2 separate regions of the Homo sapiens genome follow, and region 1 is linked to region 2. The links are chromatin loops, found by intact Hi-C in ENCODE. Cell type or tissue: ascending aorta. All regions are shown on one strand. Links, peaks and the distances in the headings refer to the core of each region. The heading gives the core; the rest is flanking DNA. Region 1 has its middle 78 kb from the start of RNU6-1. Region 2 has its middle 27 kb from the start of RNU6-1.

Region 1 (5,000 bases), core at 1-5,000, 54 kb before region 2:
GATAGTGGAGAAAGAAAGTTTTAGGATAAGAGATAAGCCCAGGCCCAGGGAATCCCAGTCTACACTGGAGTGGCAGTCTGGAAGGCTGTAGGAGGGCCTCCTCCAGCAAAACAGTAGCACTGGAAAAAAGAGGTGTTAAACCATGTAGAAAATTCTGAGAGAGGCTGTTGAAAGTCAAATACACCATGCAAATGAAAAAAAAAAAAAAAGAATGAAATAGTTAACTCCAGGTAAAAACAAAGGCCGTATGAGAAAGGAGATGGTATATTGTTTGGCTCAACAGAGAACAGTATTTACCTAGTCATAATATAAACATTGAATATTAATGTAACTGATAATTACAATATAACTCTATTAGGATGAGTTGGGAGGGTAAACAACTGCAGAGAGGAGAGCTGTTTAAGAAAGGTAAATTCTTGGGGGCCAGGCACAATGGCTCATGCCTATAATTCTAGCACTTCAGGAGATAGAGGCAGGAGAATTGCTTGAGCCCAAGAGTTTGAGATCAGCCTGGGAAATATGGTGAAACCCTATCTCTACAAAAACAAATACAAAAAATTAGCCAGGCGTGGTGGTGCACACCTGTAGTCCCAGCTACTCGGGAGGCTGAGGTAGGAGGATCACCTGAGCCCAGGATGTTGAAGCCACAGTGAGCCATTATTGTGCCACTGCACTCCAGGCAGTCAGTAATGATTGTCACCCAGCTGGGTGACAGAGTGAGACCCTGTCTCAAAAAATAAAAATAGAAATGAAGAAAAAGAAATTTTTATTGACCACAATAGAAAATTAATTAAAATTTATAAATTAAGAAACAGAAATTTAAGAATTTACAACAGATATCAGTAAACTACATCCCACAGTGATTAGCAACAGGAAGCAGACAAATCCTAGTCAGACAGAGGTGGGTCCCCAGTGAAACCTGACCTTCAAGCCAAAGACTGTTTGAACCCTAGCTACAAGTCCTGGGTAAATCCTTGGACCAGATTGAGAACCTCTCTTCCCATTTGGTGTGCTTTCCCCTGATTGATCCCTACCCTTCACCTATTTTACATGTATCTACCCTTCCTCAATTGGGATTTTACACCGTCATGCCCACCTTTGAGTGGTACCTTCGTTTTAGGCTTTCTTGCGTACTCACAAACCAATCAGCATGCACTCTCCCATTCTGGGCCCATAAAAGCCTCAGACCCAGCCACATTGATTGAAAGACCACCTGATTTCAAGTGGGGGACCAACCTTGTGTCCCTGCTCTGCTGAGAGCTGTTTTCATTGCTCAATAAAATTCTTCTCTGCCCTCCTCACCCTTTGTCAGCATAACCTCATTATTCTTGGATGTGAAACAAGAACTCAGGACCCACTGAATGCAGGTACAAAGAAGGCTGTAACACTGTGGCCTTCTGCCCTCTGCCAGCAGAAGGCAGCTGCCCTAAACAATAGGAAGCAGCAGCAAGGCCGAGCCACGGGCTGGAGCGGGTCAACGGGGCTGACAGAGCTGTTAACACACTGCCATCCATTGGGCCACGGAAAATGGGACTAAAAGAGCTAATTAGCACACTGTAACACACCCTCTGGGCTTCAGGGTCCAGGGCACCGCTGCTTGGGTGCCACCACATTCCCCTCGTCTGGACACCAGAGTCTACCACAGGAGTCGCTTGTGACACACCTGGTTCAGCCACAAGCCCTGCATGGATCCCACTCCTGTGCCGGCTCTTAGAACAGCTGGCTGGACCCTGCTGTCACTGGCTCACACATCCCCTCCTGCCAGCACAGTCACAGCAGACACAGCACCCACACTGGAGTGCAAGCCAGGCATAGCCCAGCAGTAGATGGGGCCTCTCCTGTGGTGAACCCAGGCCCGAGCAAGGCCTGGGCCAGGGGTATTGCTGGCTGGAGGTCTCTGGCTGGCAAAGTGACCGAGAAAAATCCCGCATCAACAGGTCAAATCTGTTTTTGCTTTAAAAATCTGTTTTTGTAAATAAGGTTGTATTGGAAGATGGCCATGTCCATTTATGTATATATTGCCTGACTGCTTTCTAGATATAAGGCAGTTGAGAAATTGCAACAAAGATTGTATGGCTCACAAAGCTGAAAATATTTACTATCTAGGTTTAGAATGAAAAAAGAAAAATAGCTCAGACTGCTGTAAGCTATGAGAGGTATGCAAAATTTACTTGGCTCAGAGAGACCTGGGACTTCAGTCAGGCCCCTACTCTCATCCCTCACCCCCACCTCTGCATCCCGCCCATGCCCTGGGGGCAATTGTTTAAAGGCATTTTGTTCCTGACTAGCTGGCCTCACCCATTATCTTCATGTTCCTAGAATTTGTGATACAAAGAACAATGTATAACCAATTAATAGCTTATGTTACTTTAATGTAAATTCTTGTTAAACAACTTAGGAACTGCCTCTTCTTTTTTTCCCTTTAAAAACCCATTTGTAGGTGCTGCTAATTAGAATGTATATTCAGGGCAACTTGAATCCATGTTCCTGGGTGGCCATCCTCAAGCTTTGGGCTCAAATGAACTCTATATTTAATCATACTTTCTGAATATTATTTAAGGTTGACAAGAATAAGGGAGATAAATATATACAGAACTAACCAAAGGAGTTAAAAGTGTTTGTTCTGGGCTGCTGTCTTTTGTCTCTGAATATGAGTTGGCTTTTTAAATTACGTGCGTTACTACCTCTGATAAAAAATAAGAAATTCTTATTAAGGAGTTGTCCTGATTCCCCTGGAGGGACACAGGGGGAAGCACTGGTCTGACATCAGGGTTCATGCCTGAGCCTTGCCCTGCTGTCTGCTGCTCTTTGCCAGCTGTCACCATCCCATCTGAATGGGGCTGAGTGACTCAGAGCTGCCTGGCCAGGGTTTTATGGGAACTGGACATAGGATTTTAGATACCTAAATTGGGAGGAACCACTCTGGGGCAGCCTCCTGTTTCAAGCCATCATTTGGTAGTGCCAGTATCATAAATGAGTGGCCGTATATAGCGCAGGGGTTTAAGTGGTGAATGAGCTCTACTGTTAGACTACCTAGCTTCATAAAACCCAGGCTCTCCCTCTAATTAACTAGGACCTGGGCAAGATATTTAATTTCTCTGTGCCTCAGTTTGTCATGGATAAATGGGACTTACAGTGCCTCCTTATAGGACTGTAGCGAGCTTAATTCAACTAACACATATAAAAACACTTATCACAGTGGCAGGCACATATAAGCCTAATGAATGTTAGCTTTTATTCTCATTTTCACAGATGACGTAAGTGAGGTAAGTGAGGTTCAGAGAGGGAAAGTAGCATGCACAATGTCAAACAGCCAACTGGAGACAGAGCTAGGCCTAGTGCCTGGGACTTTTCTGTCTCTCTGCAATACTCTTTCTCCTTGTACCACCCCAAGTTGCTTAGATATACATAAAGCATCTCTGGAGAGATACACAGAAAAATGAACAGTAGTGGTTACCTGTGGGCAGATAGAGACCAGAAGAATTGTGGAAGAGTAGAAGAGAAGACATCTTTTCACTGGAATTTAAAATTTTCAAGCCACATGACTGTATTATTAACACCAAATAAGGAGACAAATAGATGGATTAATTAAATAAATGGGATTGACTGGGTACAGTGGTCCACACCTGTAATCCTAGCACTTTGAGAGGCCAAGACAGGAGGATCACTTGAGCTTAGGAGCTCAAGACCAGCCTGAGAAACATAGTGAGATCTCATCTTTTTTTTTTTTTTTTTTTTTTTTCAAAAAAGGTAAATAAATGGGACTAATAATGCCTTTCTCATGGTGGAGAACAAATGAGATAACAGAAGTGAAAAGACTTCTACACTAAGTGACAACCAGATGTGAAGGGTTATGACTAGTAATTATGGTGCTTTTTAGTAAAAGCAAACTTTGCTCTGGGTTTATGGAACAAACTGTAAGAAAGGACATAAATTTCAGGCTGTTCATTAGCCAAGTTCTCCTCTTTGAGATGAAGTAGGTTTCCTTGGCCACAGGTGAAGCCATCTTGTACTGCAATGGAAATTTCCATCTTGGCATCCACAAATGAGAGCTTCCCTTCCCCCACACATACTGGCTCTCCTGAGCCCAACACATTGCATCCAGGCCGTCAGTTGGAGAACTCTTCTGGAAAACATGATTAAGGCTGCACAAACTGGGGGGTTTATTGGGTATGACAGTGAGGGCCACGGTTTGTTTTTCAAGGGAGGGAGCTAAGTCCCAGAAATAGCTGAGCTCGAGATGGCAGGCGGCTGGCAAAGGCAGGAGGCTCCAGGGCAACGCTCCCAGGCCATGTTGACTTAGGACCGGCTGCCTGAGCATTGTAAACAATTGCAGAAATGATTTCCTACCCTGGCAGAAGTCTTGTTTGGACAAGGGATCCCCCCTCCTTCTTTAAAAGGCAGTTTTATCATTTGTTTGCAAAAATGTTCAATCCCCTCTTTCTTTTCTTGTTCCCTCTGTGGCTCTGGTCTCCCCCAGAGCCAGATGAAAAATCTTTGTGTTTCTTTAATGTTAACCAAACCCCCACTCCTTTTTTAAACTGTTCCAGGTCTGCTGGACAAATACTTCCCAGCAACAGGACTAACAAGCGTCTGTTAAGGATTTTGTTAGGCTGTAGTCTTTAGCTGAAGTGACTTAATTTTTTTTTTCTCCTTGCTTATTACATTTTTAACTCCTAACACAATAAAATCTGCACACACAAGGATTGGGAGAGCCATAAAAATGAAACTCATAATGTCTTGGCCTGAACTAGCGAATGCTCCATCTAGACACTGATGTAACAGATTTGGTCTCACCCATCCTCCCAAGATGTCAGACTAGGAAATAAAACTAGTTGTAAGGGAGTAAGCTTAAAACAGAATTGTGAGCTCTGTCAGGCTGCTGGCTGGGGTGGGGCTTCTGAGAGGCTGGGGGATGGGCTGCACATTCTGAAAAGCAGCCAGAACACTGAGCAGCTCAGAAAGAAGGAATACTCTGTTCTTGACCACCCAGGGACAAG
Region 2 (16,255 bases), core at 9,237-14,236:
ACAGATATCTCAACAAATAAGATAAACAGATGGCAAATAAGCATTTAAAAATGTCTGGGTGGGGTTGGCTCACGTCTGTAATCTCAGCACTTTGGGAGGCCGAGGAGGATCACTTGAGCCCAGGAGTTTGAGACCCACCTGGGCAACAGAGCGAGTCCCCGTCTCTACAAAAAAGTTAAGAATTAGCTGGTGTGGTAGCAAACTCTTGTAGTCCCAGTTACTTGAGAGGCTGAGGCAGGAGGATCACTTGAGCCTGGGAGATCGAGGCTGCAGTGAGCTGTGATTGCACCAGTGCACTAACCTGGGCAACAGAGCAAGACTCTGTCAAACAGCAACAACAACAACAACAACAAAATGCTCAACATTATTTGTCATTAAGGAATTGCATATTAAAACAATGAGATATATACATCAGTATATATTTAACTTTATCGGAAATTGCCAAACCAATGTCCCATTTTGCATTTCCATCAGCAATATATAAGTGTTCTAGTTGCTCAGGATCCATCCCAGGGAAGAAAAAAGGAAAGGTAAAAAGAAAAAGAAATAAGAGCTTCAGTTGCTCTACATCCTCAGCTTGTATTGTCAAGATTTTAAAATTTGAGCATTTTGTGATGTTAATGGTATCTCATTGTGGTTTTAATATGCAATTCTCTATTGACTAATTATGTTGAGAATCTTTTTATGTGCTTATATCTTATTTGGCGAAGTAGCTTTAAATCTTTTGTTTTATATCTTATTTTTAAGTTAGTGTTTGTTTTATATCTTATTTGGTAAACAGCTCTAAATCTTTTGTTCAATTTTAAGTCAGTGTTTTTATTTATTATTGAGTTGGGAGGTTTCTGTATATATTCTGGATAGAATTTGGTATCACTGTCCAATCAAGAAATGGAAAACAGGTAAAGTTTAACATAAAGAAATAACAGGAGATTTGAGTAATGGGAAATCGACTCATAAGAGTTATAGAGAACTCTGATGAATGCAAGAATGGCAAATACAGGGAACAGCCGCTGCCAGCAGGATAGAGTGTCCAAGGAAGAACTCCAGACCCTGCTGGGGAGAGCACAGCATGGCATCCTGGGTGGTGGAGAAGACACTGAAGTGGCTCACAGTGTAATAGTGGAATCTTCCCTTTAGGGTACTAGGGGGTGTTGTCCACAGAGAAGTGCCATACCTTGAAACTTGCTGCAAATTCTTCAGGTGATGGGGTGCTGGGGGAAGCCGTTCATGGTCAGGTGCCTTGCCAGTGGCACACCACTTAGAGAAGATGCTGAGGGAAGCTTCTGTCAGCTGGGCACTGAAGGTTACCATGCACTGCCAGAACTGGGAGCTGGAGAAGCTGCCCTTTTCAGGAAAAGGGAAAGAGTAAGAGACAATTTCTTCCTCCTCCCATGCCTACTACTGGCTTAACATCATGTATCAAAGAAAAATATTTATTTAACCCACCTCCATTATCACAGAGCAGGTAAAGAAGGGTGAATTTGGAGCCAAGAAGCAATAAGTTGATGACTGTCACAAAACCCTTTATCATTTGTGTGTTTTGCAAATATTTTTTCTCAAGCTACAGTTTGTCTTTTCATTTTCTTGATGGTGCCTTTTGAAAAGCAGATGCTTTTAATTTTGATGATGCCAATTCATTCATTTTTCTTTTTTCATTCATGCTTTTTTAATCCTAAAATCTTTGCCTAACCTCAAATCATAAGATTTTCCCATGTTTTCTCCTTGAAGTTTTACAGTTTCAGCTTCCAGATTTAGGCTTATGATCCATTTCAAGTTTTGTGTGTATGCATTTTTAAAATTGGTAACATATACAATAAATTACAAAAATATGTGCATCTACTTTAATTTATAAATGGTATCAAGTTATCTCATTATGCTTCCTACCTTTGTCACTGAGGGCTGTTTTTAAGATTCATTCATGTTGCTATGTATACATCTGCTATGGTTTGAAAGTTTGTCCCCTCCAAAACTTATTTTGAAATTTAATTGCTATTGTAGCAGTATTAAGAGGTGGGACTTTTAAGAACTTGACAGCTTCCATCTCATGAGTGGGATTGGTGCTATTATAAAAGAGTGAGTTTAGGGGCTAGGCACAGTGGCTCATGCCTGTAATGCATGAGCATTACAGACAATCCAAAGTCTCAACACTCTGGGAGGCTGTGGCAGGAGAATTGCTTGAGCCCAAGAGTTCAAGTTTAGGGGCTAGGCACAGTGGCTCATGCCTATAATCTCAACACTCTGGGAGGCTGAGGTGGGAGAATTGCTTGAGCCCAAGAGTTCGAAACCAGCCTGAGGAACATTGTGAGACCCCATCTCTACAAAAAAAAAAAAAAAAAAAAAAAATTAGCTGGGTGTGGTGGTGTACACCTGTGGTCCCAGCTACTCGGGAGGCTGAGGTGGGAGGATCCCTTGAGCCTAGGAGTTCAAGACTGCAGTCAGCTATTATCATGCCACTGCACTCTAGCCTGGGTGACAGAACAAAACCTTGTCTCAAAAAAATAAAAATGAAAGATAAAGAGTGAATTTGGCCCTCTCTAACCCTCTCTTTGCTCTACTGCCATCTGATGCTTTCTGCCATCTTATGATACAGCAGCAAGAAGGCTCTTGCCAGATGCCGGCACCATGATCTTGAACTTCCCATCTCCAGAAATGTAAGAAATAAATCTTGGCTCATTGCAAATCATCCAATCTGTGGTATCTGTTACAGCAGCATAAAACAGACTAAAGCACTCTACTACATGCATCATTCACATTTCACCCATTTATTCCTCTCCAGATGGACAACTGCTTGTCTCCAATTGCCTGCTAGCAGAACTGACACAGCAGCCAATGTTCTAATCTGTATTCCCTGATGGACCTGTATGATTACTTATCCTGAGTGTATATACACCCAGGAGTAGATCTGCTGGGTCCCAGGCTGTGCATATATTTAATTTATCTAGTATATCTAATGTATCAGACTGCTCTCCAGAATGGTTGACAATCTGCATTCCCACCAGCAGCATGTGAAGGAAACTATATCTCCACTTACCTGCTAACACTTGACATTTTCCAACTTTCCAATTTTTGCCAGTCTTCTAGGTGTAAGGCTGATATTTCATTGTTGTTTAAAATTGAATTTCTTTGATTACTAATGATTTTAATTTTTAATAATTCCCTTAACTTGCCTGTTTGGGTTACCACTTTTATAAGTTTTCTCTTGATAAACTGTCCATTCTTCTATGGGATCTGCTACCTTTTCCTTGCCTTGCATTTAATTTGTTGTTCTTTTTCTAAGATGAAAGCTTGAATTATAATTTTAGAACTTTTTTCTAATATATGCATTCAATGTCATAAATATCCCTCTAAGCACTTTTACTGCATCCCTCAAATTTTGATAATTTGAGTTTTCATTTTCATTTAGTTGCAAATAGTTTTTGGTTTCTCTTGAGATTTCTTTTTCAGCCATATGTCATTTAGAAGTATGTTGTTTAGTCTCCAAGTATTTGGGGGATTTTCCAGCTATCTTTCTGTTTAATCCCATTGTAGTCTGAGAGCATACATTGTAATATTTCTGTTCCTTTAAATTAGGTAGGGTGCAGGTTGTGGCCCAGAATGTGGTCTACTTTGGTGAACGGTACATGTGAGGAATGTGTATTATGCTGTTTTGGATGAAGTAGTCTATAGATGTCAATTATATCCTGTTGATTGATGGTGCTGTTGAGTTCAACTATGTCCTTACTGATTTTCTGACTGCTGGATCAGTCCATTTTCAACAAAGGGGTATTGAAGTCTCCAACTAAAATAATGAATTCATCTATTTCTCCTTGCAGTTCTATCAGTTTTTGCCTCATGTATTTTGATGCTCTGTTGTTAGGGGCATACCCATTAAAGATTATGTCTTCCTGGAGAATCAACCCCTTTGTCATTATGTAATGCCCCTCCTATCCCTGTTTAATTTGCTTGCTCTGAAGTCTGCTCTGTCTGAATATACCTACTCCAGCTTTCTTTGATTAGTGTTAGCATGGTATATCTTTCTTATCCTTCTCCATCTCTTTACTTTTAGTCTATATGGATCTTTATATTTAAAGTGGGTATATTTTACACAACAATATAATTGAGTCTTTTTTTTTTCTGAGATAGGGTCTTGCTCTGTCACCCAGGCTAGAGTGCAGTGGCTCAATCACAGCTCACTGCAGCCTTGATCTCCTGGGCTCAAGAAATCCTCCTACCTCAGCCACTCAAATAGTTAGATCTACAGGCACACACCACCATGCCCATCTAATTTTTATTTACTTTGAGATGGAGTCTCATTCTGTCAACCAGGCTGGAGTGCACTGGCATGATCTCAGATCACTGTAACCTCCACCTCCCAGGCTCAAGCAATTCTCATACCTCACCCTCCCGAGTCCCTGGGATTACAGGCGCCCACCACTACACCTGGCTAATTTGGGTTTCACCATGTTGGTCAGGCTGGTCTCAAACTCCTGATCTCAAATGATTCACTCACCTCAGCCTACCAAAGTGCTGGGATTACAGGCGTGAGCCACTGCACCCAGCCCCAGCTAATTTTTAAATTTCTTGTAGGGACAGAGTGAGACCTTGTCTCAACAACAACAATACAATGACTTAAAAAACACACAGTATAACAACTATTTACATAGCATTTACGTTATATTAGATACTATAAGCAATCTAGAGATGATTTAAAGTATCCAGGACGTTGCGCACAAGTTTTGTGCAAATACTACGCCATTTTTAATAAGGAACTTGAGCAGTCCTGGATTTTGGTACCTGAGGGGGAGCGTAGAACCCATCCCCAATGGATATGGAGGGATGACAGTGACAGCAACAGGGGGCAGCCTAGGCAGACAGGGGCAGGTCCCCGGTGAAACCCCACCTAAAGCCAAAAACAGCCTGAAGGCTGAAAGATTGGACTGCTGGTCCTGGATGAAACTGCAACCCAGAATGAGAACTTCTGTTCTTTTTGCCTCCCTTTCCCAACTGATTCTTTCTGAATGCCTTTTAACCAATAGAATGTTGCTTTTTCCAATACTACCTGTGGCCTGCCCCTCCCCCATTCTGAGCTTGTAAAAAGCCCCGGACTTAGTCATATTATGGGGACTTTCCAGCCTTCGGGTAGGCGGACCACCCCTGCATCCCCTCTCTGCTGAAAGCTGTTTCATCACTCAATAAAATTCCCTGCCTTGCTCATTCTTTGACTGTCAGTGCATCCTCATTCTTCTTGGGCACAGGACAAGAACTCAGGAACAGGTGTGCAAGCCATACTCAGCATGGGTGGGCCAAGTGGGCAGGCCATCTCCTGCAACAGGTAGTGTGGTCAAGGGAGGCCTGGGTGGGGCATTGCCAGCCAGAGGTTCCTGGCTTGCAAAGTGACTGAGAATAAAAGCCTGTGTCAATGGTACTTGCATATTCTGTGTATTAATCCCTTATCATTTTTAGATTTACAGATATCTTCACCTATTCTGTCACCTATTGTCCATAGTATCCTCTTTTGTATGGAAATAGTTAATTTGGATGTCATCAAATTAATGCATTTTTTGCCTTTGGGTTTGTGCCTTTGAAGTTCTGTTTAATGAGTCCCTCTCCCAGCCCAAGTTTCAAAGATAGTCCCTTATATTTTCTTCTATTAACTTTGGTTTTATTTCTCACCTTAAAGTTTTACATCACTTAGTGTTTTACATCACACAGCAACAATCATCAACACAGAACCTCCTGTGACCAGATGTGTGTGGGTTTCCCCCACCACCAAGCAGCAGACACCTGGCTGGTGTCTTCCAATTCATATCTGATACTATCTACCTGGAGATAGTGTCAGATCCCACAGGTTGAGGGCTCAGTTCCCAAGACTTCTCCCTCCTTCCCCGCAGCCACAACTCTAGGCCTCAGAACTTCGGACCAACTGACTTCAAGTTGGGGTTCCCACGCCCGTCTCTTTAGGCTTGATTAATTTGCTAGAGCAGCTCACGGAACTCAGGGAAACACATTTACCAGTTTACTAAGGAGGATATTTTAAAGGATACAAATAAACAGCCAGATGAAGAGACCTCTAGCGAGTTCTGGAAGGGTCTCCAGCACAGGAGCTTCTGTCCCCATGGAGTTGGGATACACCACCCTCCAGGCCCATGAATGCGTTCTTCCTGTCAGCCTGCATGTGTTCAGCTATCTGGATCTCTCTGAACCCAGTCCTCTTGGATTTTTATGGAAACATTCTTGCCCCTCAGGGTATGAGGTGGAATCCGCTCAGGGAGGGTCTTAAGACCCACAATCAGAAAAGTGGGGATAGATTAGATGTCTGCCTTGGGGCAGGTGAAAGGAGGGCAGAAGAGAGATTGTGTTTCCTGAGGCCTCACACACTGAACATTCTAACAAGACTGTAACAAGGGCTATGGGAGTTAGGAGCCAATATATGGACGAAAACCAATATATATATCAGAACACCACACAGCATATACCTTTCCCTTTGGTGTAAGGCAGGGATTCTAGATTTTCCCCCCACATAGCGAACGGGTTTAATCTGCTTTCTTCATTGATTTGTGATGTCTCCCACCTGTATGCTAATGGTCTGACTTTCAGTTTTCTATTCCATTCCATGGTCTATTGGTCTGTTTTGGTGCCAAAACAATGTTGTTTGATTTGGTTTGGTTTGACATAGCTTTGTAGTGTGCTTAATATCTGGTAGGACAAATTCTAGCTCTTTATTTTTTTAAGGTTGACTTAGTCCTGTTTGTCCACACAAATTTGAGAGTGAGTTTATCAAGTTCCTGGAAAATAGAGCTAGAATTTTTATTGGGATTCCATTGAACTTATAGATTAACTCATAAAGATCTGATTCCTATATAATATTCAATCATTTCATCCAAGAACATAAAATTTCTCTCCATTTAGTCAGGTTATTTTCTACATCCTTAATTAGCATTTTCATGTTTTCTCCATAGATATTTTTAATTAAGTACATTACTAGATTTTTTTATACTTTGTCGTTGCTGTTGTGAATAGATGTTGTTTGTGGTGAAGACAAATGTTAAGGATTTATTTTTGGTCAATCTTCTATCTACTAAATGACTGAATTATCTTAATTTTAAAAGTCTATGCTGATTCTCTTTGCTTTTCAAGACAAATGAAAATATCTTCACATAGTGACAATTTTATTTCTTCTCATCCTGTATGTCTTACATTTTTCTTCATTCATAGCTTTGTCTGGAACTTCTATTATTATATAGTAAATGATAGCAGTACAGTTGGATGCCTTATTTTGTTCCAGATGTTAAAGTGAATGCTCCTAGTTTCTTCATTAAGTGTAGTGTTTGCTTTAAGTTTTTGCTATATAACCAGTTTTTTCTGAGACAGGGTCGTGCTGTGTCTCCCAGGCTGGAGTGAAGTGGTGTAATCATGGCTCACTGCAGCCTCGACCTCTGAGGCTCAAGCCATCCTCCCACCTCAGCCTCCCAAGTAGTTAGGACTATAGGCATGTGCCACCACCCCTGGCTAATTATTGTATTTTTGGTAGAAATGGGGTCTCACTATGTTGTCCAAGCTAGTCTCGAACTCCTGGGCTCAAGCAATCCTCCTGCCTTGGCCTCCCACAGTGCTGGGACTACAAGTGTTAGCCACTGCACCTGGCCCTATATAACCTTTATCAAATTAAACACACCTTTCCTATTTCCAGTTTGCTAAGTTTTTTTTTTTTTTCATTTTCATAAGTTCAAGGAAGTCATATGCTGAGTTATTCATAAATAAAAAATAGGTGAAAAACTTTATCAATATGCTGCTTTTTCTTCACCATTTGAGATACTCATGTGATTTTTTTCATGTGATTTTTGTCCTTTATTAAAGTGGGGTGATTTTCAATGTTGAGCTGGAATTCCTGGGATAAACCTACTTTCAAAAAACATATAACTAGATTAGTTGCTATTTTATTTAAGATTCTTTTTTTTTTTTTAACAGAGTCTCGCTCTGTTGCCCAGGCTGGAGTGCAATGGAGCAATCTCGGCTCACTACAACCTCTGCCTCCCAGGCTCAAGCGTTTCTCCTGCCTCAGCCTCCTAAGTAGCTAATATTACAGGTGCATGCCACCATGCCCAGCTAATTTTTTGTATTTTTAGTAGAGACGGGGTTTCACCATGTTGGCCAGGCTGGTCTTGAACTCCCGACCTCAAGTGATCTGCCTGCCTTGGCCTCCCAGAGTGCTGGGATTATAGGTGTAAGCCACCGTGTCTGGCCAGGATTTTTATACATGCATTCATAGGTGAAATGAACTTAATACATTTATTTATTGCTTTGTCCTTACTGATTTTGGAATCAAGATTATATTGGTTTCATAAAATGATCTGGGCAACTTTGGTCTTTTCTAACTTTCTGGAACAACTTATATAAGATAGAAATTAACTGATCCTTGAAAGTTCGGTACAACTCCAGAAACCCACAAGTTTTTCATTACCATGAATCCCTCCAGCTCCCCAAAAATAGTTTTCTACTGTTGACCACATTTTGAAAGATTTGGTTTAAATTAATATGTATGACTTTTTCTTTCCCCAGGTGACTGCGTGCTGTAGAGAAAGTACCCACAGCTCTGCAGAATGGTGCCATGACAAACTCAAAGTCATCACCCTCAACTGGACAGTCAACTCTTTTATTGTCCTCAAGTTAAAGGGTCGCACCTCTCTCCTCAAGTCCCCTTCTCAGGCTCACCTATTACCTTTGGATAGATGACCCAACCTCCTACTTGACTGAGAAAAGGTAGCCACTAGGGACTAGCCTCTTGAATCCACCTACCTCCTTACAATGATTCTGTCTACACCCAATCATACCTCTTTCCATCAGTCTCCAAACACAAGGTGTCCCTTCTTAAATCCAAGACAATCTCTGTAAACCTGCTCCAAATCCCCTCCCTTTCTCCCATGGACTTTGCCTGTTTTGACATCCCCTCTCTGTCCCGAAGTTTAAACTCTACCTCGCTATGGGGCTTGGGGGGCTCATTTTCCTCGGTTCAGCAACAGACTCAAATCTCACCCATCCCAAAATAAAATCCCTCCTTTGTGTGCTGTGGGGCAGACATTCTCACGCACTGCAGGTGGGAATGTAAATTGGCAAGATCTTTCTGGGAAGCAATTTGGTAACCTGAGTCAAAAGCCTGAAAAATATTTGCACCCTTTGTCCCAGTAATCCTACCTCTAAAAAATTCATCTAAGGAAATAATCAGAAATGCTGACAAAGGTAGATGTTTAAAGATGTTAATCTCTCTGTTATTTTAACAGCAAAAATTGGAAACAATCTAAAGGCTTAACAATAGGGGATAACTTAAATAAATTGTACTTAAATGTAATAAAATACTGTACTATCACTAAAAATACAATTTTAAAAAGCATAATTGAATGGGAAACTGTTCATGAAGCAATGTTGGCTGTGAAGACGGCAGCACAGAAACAGTAGATACAGTCTGGTGCTGATTTTGTTACATATAAAAATAGCTAACACTTCTGGAATGTTAACTATTATATACGTTCTCTCACTCAATCCTCACAACATTCCTGTACAGTTAATACCGTTATTCACATTTTGTAGAGAAAGAAACCAACCAGAAAGAAAAATACCAATATTTGGCAGGGGGTACTGATGAATTTTATTTTCTTCATTCTCTTTATTTTCCCATTTTTATTTATTTTTATTTTTTATTTTGTAGAGATGGAGTTTTGACATGTTGCCCAGGCTGGTTTCAAACTCCCGGGCTCAAGGGATCCTCCCACCTCGGCCTCCGAAAGTGCTAGGATTACAGGCATGAGCCACTGCATCCAGCCTGTATTTTCCAATTATTTAAAGAGGAATTATTATTATTATCATTTTGTCAAACAGAAGTCCTGAATCATTGCTCCTCTTTCTGATTTATATATGCTAGTAGTGAATATTTTGGACAATACAGAGAAAATGCAATTTCCATTACTGCTACTCCAACTGCCACAGACAGCCACTGTGGACAGTTTGGCTTTTGTATTTCTATTTGCCTCTAAAATGTGTATGTAGACATATGCACTTTAAAAAGCAAACACGCCGGGCGCAGTGGCTCACACCTGTAATCCCAGCACTTTGGAAGGCCGAGGTGGTGGATCGCTTGAGGCTGGGAGTTCGAGAGCAGCCTGGCCAACATGGTGAAACCTCCTCTCTACTAAAAATACAAAAATTAGCCAGGCGTGGTGGTGTGCGCCTGTAATCCCAGCTACTCAGGAGGCTGAGGCAAGAGAATCACTTGAACCTGGGAGGCGGACGTTGCGGTGAGCCAAGATCGCATCACTGCACTCCAGCCTGAGCAACAGAGTGAGACTGTGTCTCAAACAAAAACAAAACAAAAACAACAAAAAAAGATCATGGAAACGTGGCTGTACATAGAACTCTACAATTTGGGCCGGGTGCGGTGGCTCACGCCTGTAATCCCAGCACTTTGGGAGGCCGAAGCGGGTGGATCACGAGGTCAGGAGTCCGAGACCAGCCTGATCAACATGGTGAAACCCCGTCTCGACTAAAAATACAAAAGTTAGCCAGGCGTGGTGGCGGGCGCCTGTAGTCCCAGCTACTCGGGAGGCTGAGGCAAGAGAATTGCTTGAACCCGGGAGGTGGAGGTTGCAGTGACACAAGATCGCGCCACTGCACTCCAGCCTGGGTGACAGAGCGAGACTCCGTGTCAATAAATAAATACATACATAAATAACAACAACAACAAAAAAGAACTCTACAATTTGAGTCCAAAAGTGGCTGCATTTTGATGTCCAGGGGTCGCCGTCCTGCGGGAAGAGGATGTGCAGCGCCCGTTTCTGCTGAAGGGACCAGTTTACTTACGCCAGGCAGACAGCCATCTCTGTGCTGCCCCACCCCAAGAGCTCCAAGTCTGGGCCTAGGAGAACTGAGTTCCTGTCCTAATTCTGCCATTTACTAGCTCTCCTAATCAACTTTTTTCTTTGGGAGCCCGTTTGCCCACTTTCAGACGGGGCAACAGTTCTTGTCTTGCCCACTTTAAGGGAACACTGTGACGTTCCAAGGGGCTGACGGGTGTGACTGGTTAAATCCCGCACCCAAGACAGTGGTCTTGGGACTCCTGTCCCTCCTCCCCATTTCCCGCTGCCTCAGGAATCCTTCGACCTGGCTTAAGGAGAAGAGAGGCCAGCGGCCGCGGGAGGGGCAGGGACCTTGTGCCCTGCACAGCACTAGAGACCAGAAGCTCCAGGCTGGCTTTCCAGCCTTCCCGCCCACTCAAGAGTCCTGCGGCGCGCCCTGCATAGTGGAAGGACTCGCCGCGTGCGGACGCGTAAGGGAGGCCCCTGGAGTGCAGCGGTGGAAGAGGGGAAACGCCGGGACTCTGGAAAGCAGGCTGCGTGGCGTCTACTTCCAACGCACGTTTTAAAGGCACTGCGGGCGCGAGCCGGCGCAGAGGCTGGGGCCCTCCTCCGCGGAGCCGCCGCCCTCTGGTGGCGGCGTGCGAAAGTTACAGCAGTTCGCTCTGCCCCGGCTCCCCGCGCAGGGGTTGAGGGACTGGGTTGCCACTCACACATATTCTAAGCCAGGGGCCCTTAGGGAGCTCCCAATTGAGACCTGAAACCGGCCCGAAGGGGAAGCCTGACATGGGGAAGCCAGGACTGGGACCTGGGACTCCGGCTGCGCCCCCGATTGACGCTTACAATAGCACAATTATGGTCATTGTGAACGCCAAAAGCCCCAGACAGTTAAGATTTCATTCAGGCCATTGCAATAGGGAGAACGTTCATTAATGAGGAGCATCTCAAAGGGGACTGGGGTTTTAGAGAGGCAGGTAAACAATGGAGTCATCAGCGAATCTTAGGGAATAGTAAGAAAGGATGGAGATCCGTATTTCCTTGGGATGCGAGCTTAAGGTGGTCCTTTGTGGCTTAGCTCTTTCCTTGGAACTTAAAGAGGTTGGAGAACTTTATCGTCGCTGCCTTCTGGAGGCACAGGGCTCAGATAAAGGTCAACATTGTCATAGTAAATGGTGCATGATGCAGGACAGCCATTTAAGAGGTGAGGGAAGTGAGACCCAGACCACCCAACTGAAATTTTGTGGCTGAAGCAAGATTCCAACCTGCAGACACCAAGACAGCAAAAAGTCCCCAACATGAAGTGCAGAGTTCCCTTGGAGAGTAAGATCAGAAGCTCAGGATGAGTTCCGCCAACAGCGGAAATGACGTCCTCCAAGACATGGAATCAACCTACGTCTCCATCAACAGATGATTGGATAAATAAAATATGATCTGTATACCCAATGGAATCGTGTTCAGACACAAAAATGAATGAAATTGTGTCTTCTGCAGCAGCATGGATGGAACTGGAGGTTGTTAGGTGAAAAAAGTCAGACACAGAAAGACAAATACTCATGTTCTCACTCATAAGTGGGAACTAAATAATGTATACATATGGGTGTGAGTATGAATGATAGTGGACGCAGAGAAGGGGATGTGGGGATGGATGATGAGAATTCACTTAATGGGTACAATGTATGTTATTTGGGTGATGGATACCCTGAAAGCCTGACATCACCACTACGAATTCTGTGCATGTAACAAAATTATACTTGTATCCCATAAATTTATACCAATCCAAAAATAAATAAATAGAAAGAAATTACCTGCTCCACAGCTTCTGGTTTGATAGAACGTATTGGAGAAGCATTGGGATTACCCAGATTACCCCAGGTATAGGGGAAGGGGGCTATGAAGTTACAGTGAAGACCCCCTAGTCAAGCCTCAGGAAGGGCCAGAAACAAGGCAGGTCTGGGATTCACCTGCTGTGTCTGTCTCTCTTTCAGCCAGTCAGTCGGTCAATCTCTGTCTCCAGGATACCCACTGTTATCTCTTCCACCAATCTCCATTCCCCCAACTTCAACTGACATCTGGCCTCCTACAACTACCCTGGTCCCTGAATCTACTCAACCTTCCAGTCACAGAGTTCACTTTTTTTTTTTTTTTTTTTTGAGATAGAGTCTCACTCTGTTCCCCAGGCTGGAGTGCAGTGGCACAATCTCGGCTCACTGCAACCTCCACCTCCCGGGTTCAAGCAATTCTCCTGCCTCAGTCTCCCGAGTAGCTGGGACTACAGGCACATGCCTCCACACCTTGCTGGTTTTTGTATTTTTAGTAAAGATAGGTTTTCACCATATTGGCCAGGCTGGTCTTGAACTCCTGACCTCAAGTGATCCACCTGCCTCGGCCTCCCAAAGTGCTGAGATTACAGGTGTGAGCTACCACACCCAGCCACAGAGCCCACTTGTAACTGCAGCTTCCTACTGTATCTTTTAAGATCCCTCTCGAACAAGTTCATGCCTTCATGCCAGGGCATGAGTCAGCGGCTGCAGCCAGCCTATTCTCTCCCTGGCCTCTGGGTCCTGGGTTGTGTGGGGTGGGATGAGTGGGCTTTCATAATCTGCTTTTCACAGGGGATAGGGGCAGGACAGCTGCCCCTAGAAGCGTCAGGAGCGGCTGCATCAAGGCAGTCCAAGGCTAAATTTTGGAAGGCAAGACTAGACATGTCATCATTTCCAAGCACTTAAGCCCACTCATGGGTCCTGAGCTTCTTCTTCAGGAGGGTGTAGACTGAAGAGGGTGATCTGAATGGCTAGAGAAGAAGCAGCTAGAGTGACAAGCCTGCATAGCAGCCCCAGAAGTGTCCCTGGCCTGGCCCATGGACCCAGTTGTCCAGCCTCCTTGTCAACCATCTTCTTTCTCAGCATACGTGTTCATGCCCTAGGCCAACAGCAGGCAGACTACAGGCTGCAAAGCTAAATCTGGTCCCTCACCACTGGTTTCTGCTTGGTCTGAGAGCTAAGAATGGCTTTAATGTTCTTAAAAAAGTTGAAAGAAGAGTAATATATTGGCCAGGCATTGTGGCCCACGCCTGTAATCCTAGCACTTTGGGAGGCCGAGGCGGGTGGATCACCTGAGGTCAGTAGTTCCAGACCAGCCTGGCCAACATGGCAAAACCCTGTCTCTACTAAAAATACAAAAATTAGCTAGGTGTGGTGGTGTGTGCCTGTCATTCCAGCTATTCAGGAGGCTGAGGCAGGAGAATCACTTGAACTCAGGAGGCAGAGGTTGCAGTAAGCTGAGATTGCGCCACTGCACTCCAGCCTGGGCAACAGAGCAAGACTCCGTCTCAAAAAAGAAAAAAGAGAGAGTAATACATCAGGACACATGAAAACTGTATGAAATTCAAATTTCAATGTTTATAAGTAAAGTTTTATTGGAACACAGCTATGCTCATGTATTTATGTGCTGTCTGTGGCTGTTTTCACACTGCAGTGGTAGAGTTGAATGGTTTCAACAGAGACTGCAAAGTCTACAATATTCACTGTCTGGACCTTAACAGAAACAGTTTTTGGACCCTTGGGCAGTCCTTGCTTGATGCCTCTAGCTATAGATCCTTGCTGGGCCTGGGGCCTGCTCCAAGAGGCCAGTTGTCAATCCAGATGGCTTTTCTCCAGGGAAAGGAGACACCGGCAGTAATGATGTGAAAGGCTGACCCACTGAGCCGTGACACTTCTCACGGGAAATGAGTCAGTTGGCTTCCTGATCTATAGGTGAGCCTCTCTTAGTTTAAATGTCCCTCTCCTGAGTCTGACCAACTCAGGGGCTGTGTCAGCAAGGATCTTTGGTTACAGGTGACAGAAACCCAATTTGGACAATCTAAAGGAAACAAGAAATGTGTTAAGAAGGCCCTGGCATGTGTCCCGGGACCCATGCTGAGCATGCAGCGGGACCTCAGAGGTGTGTTGAGTCCTTGCTCAGACAGCCTGGTCTGCCCACTCTCACGGTGCCCCCTGCACACCCACTGCTAAGGCCTTCTGCAGGCTGCACCTCTCACCGTCAGGCCCTGGAGAGAGACCATCTGACCCATGTTCAAACATCTTGGAAAAAGGAGGCTCTGGTTGGCATGTTCAGGTACCCACCCCTAGCAGTGACCTGTGCCCACCTTCCCACTGAACAAAACGACTTCTGGTAACCAGGGCAGCGGCAGAAGCGGGGACAGTGGAGGCAGGTGAGCCGCAGAGCTGAAATGAGTGTGCTGATGGTGTCTCTCAGGGGTTTCTTTCCCCTCTGTGCTCAAGCCCTTCTGCCCTCAATGCCCTTTTCCCAACCCTCACCCCTTTACCAGCCTGGCTCTTCCTGTCCTTTAAGACTCAAGCAGGTTGCCGCCACCTCCTGGAAGCACCTCCTCACCCTCCCTACCCCTGCCAAGGCCCCTCCTTTGGCCGACTCCCGTCCCTGGCTGTTCACCCTGGCTCCTGAGTTACTTGAAGACTCAGATCACGTTTTATCCTCAGGGCCTGGAACACAGAGGAGGCTCAGTGAATGTTTCACGGATGAATTGATTCTGAGGGCTTGGATCCAGTAGTGGGGACAATTTCTTCAGGAGGAGATCCCAGGACTTCCTCTCCAACATTTCTCACATGACACACAGTAGCAGGGGGGTTAAGAGCCCATGTCTCAGTCTGGGTTCCACCACATACTAGTTGGGCAAGTCACTTAAGTTTCCTAACCTTAGTTTCCTCATCTGTAAAATGGGCATACCATTTTTTTTTTTTTTTTTTGAGACAGGGTCTCACTCTGTCACCCAGGCTGGAGTGCAGTGGTGGGATCACAGCTCACATCAATCTTGACCTCCTGGGCTCAAAGGATCCTCCTGCCTCAGGCTCCCCAGCAGCTGCAATTACACGAGTGCATGCCACCATGCCCAGTTAATTTTTTTTATTTTTTGTAGAGACAAGGTCTGACCAGGTTGCCAGGCTGGTCTCAAGCAATCCTCCCATCCCAGCCTCCCAAAGTCCTGGGATTATAGGCGTGAGCCACCGCACCTAGCCAATGGAAATACCATCTACCAGTATCTACTTCAAAGGGCTGTTGTAAGGGTTAAATGAGATACTGCTTGACACAATTCCTGGGACATTACAAGTACTGATTTATTATTATTATTACTATTAATCATCATATGTTCCCTCACTTTCCAGCAGCACTCCCACTGACCCCAGTGACATGCAGAGACCAGGAAGCCCCTCCCAGCCCTTCAAGAACCATAAAACAATTACTCCCCATCTCTACTAAAAATACAAAAAAAATTAGCCGGGCGTGGTGGCAGGTGCCTGTGGTCCCAGCTACCTGGGAGGCTGAGTCAGGAGAATGGTGTGAACCCAGGAGGCAGAGGTTGCAGTGAGCCAAGGTCACGCCACTGCACTCCAGCCTGGGTGACAGAGTGAGACTCT

The links. Peaks named below come from ENCODE experiments on the same cell type or tissue, not always from the same donor. Only the 100,000 strongest peaks of a DNase experiment are listed, where the experiment ranks them.
Region 1: it touches region 2 in a loop (2.0-fold over the local background); 10 of 110 quality-filtered maps call a loop at or near these places.

Annotation. Positions count from the first base shown.
Region 1 is chr15:67,915,063-67,920,062 of GRCh38, reverse strand. No RefSeq gene overlaps it. Among named protein-coding and RNA genes, the nearest start is that of RNU6-1, 78 kb to the right of the region's middle. RefSeq lists an enhancer at 1,049-1,635. In ascending aorta, for the core only: a CTCF peak has its summit at 2,759; DNase peaks (open chromatin) are centred at 2,842, 4,182 and 4,932; H3K4me3 peaks cover 603 bases; H3K27ac peaks cover 4,899 bases.
Region 2 is chr15:67,858,786-67,875,040 of GRCh38, reverse strand. No RefSeq gene overlaps it. Among named protein-coding and RNA genes, the nearest start is that of RNU6-1, 27 kb to the right of the region's middle. RefSeq lists enhancers at 12,235-12,324, 14,674-14,763, 14,819-15,319. In ascending aorta, for the core only: a CTCF peak has its summit at 11,453 (motif pointing left); a DNase peak (open chromatin) is centred at 11,380; H3K4me3 peaks cover 1,037 bases; H3K27ac peaks cover 897 bases.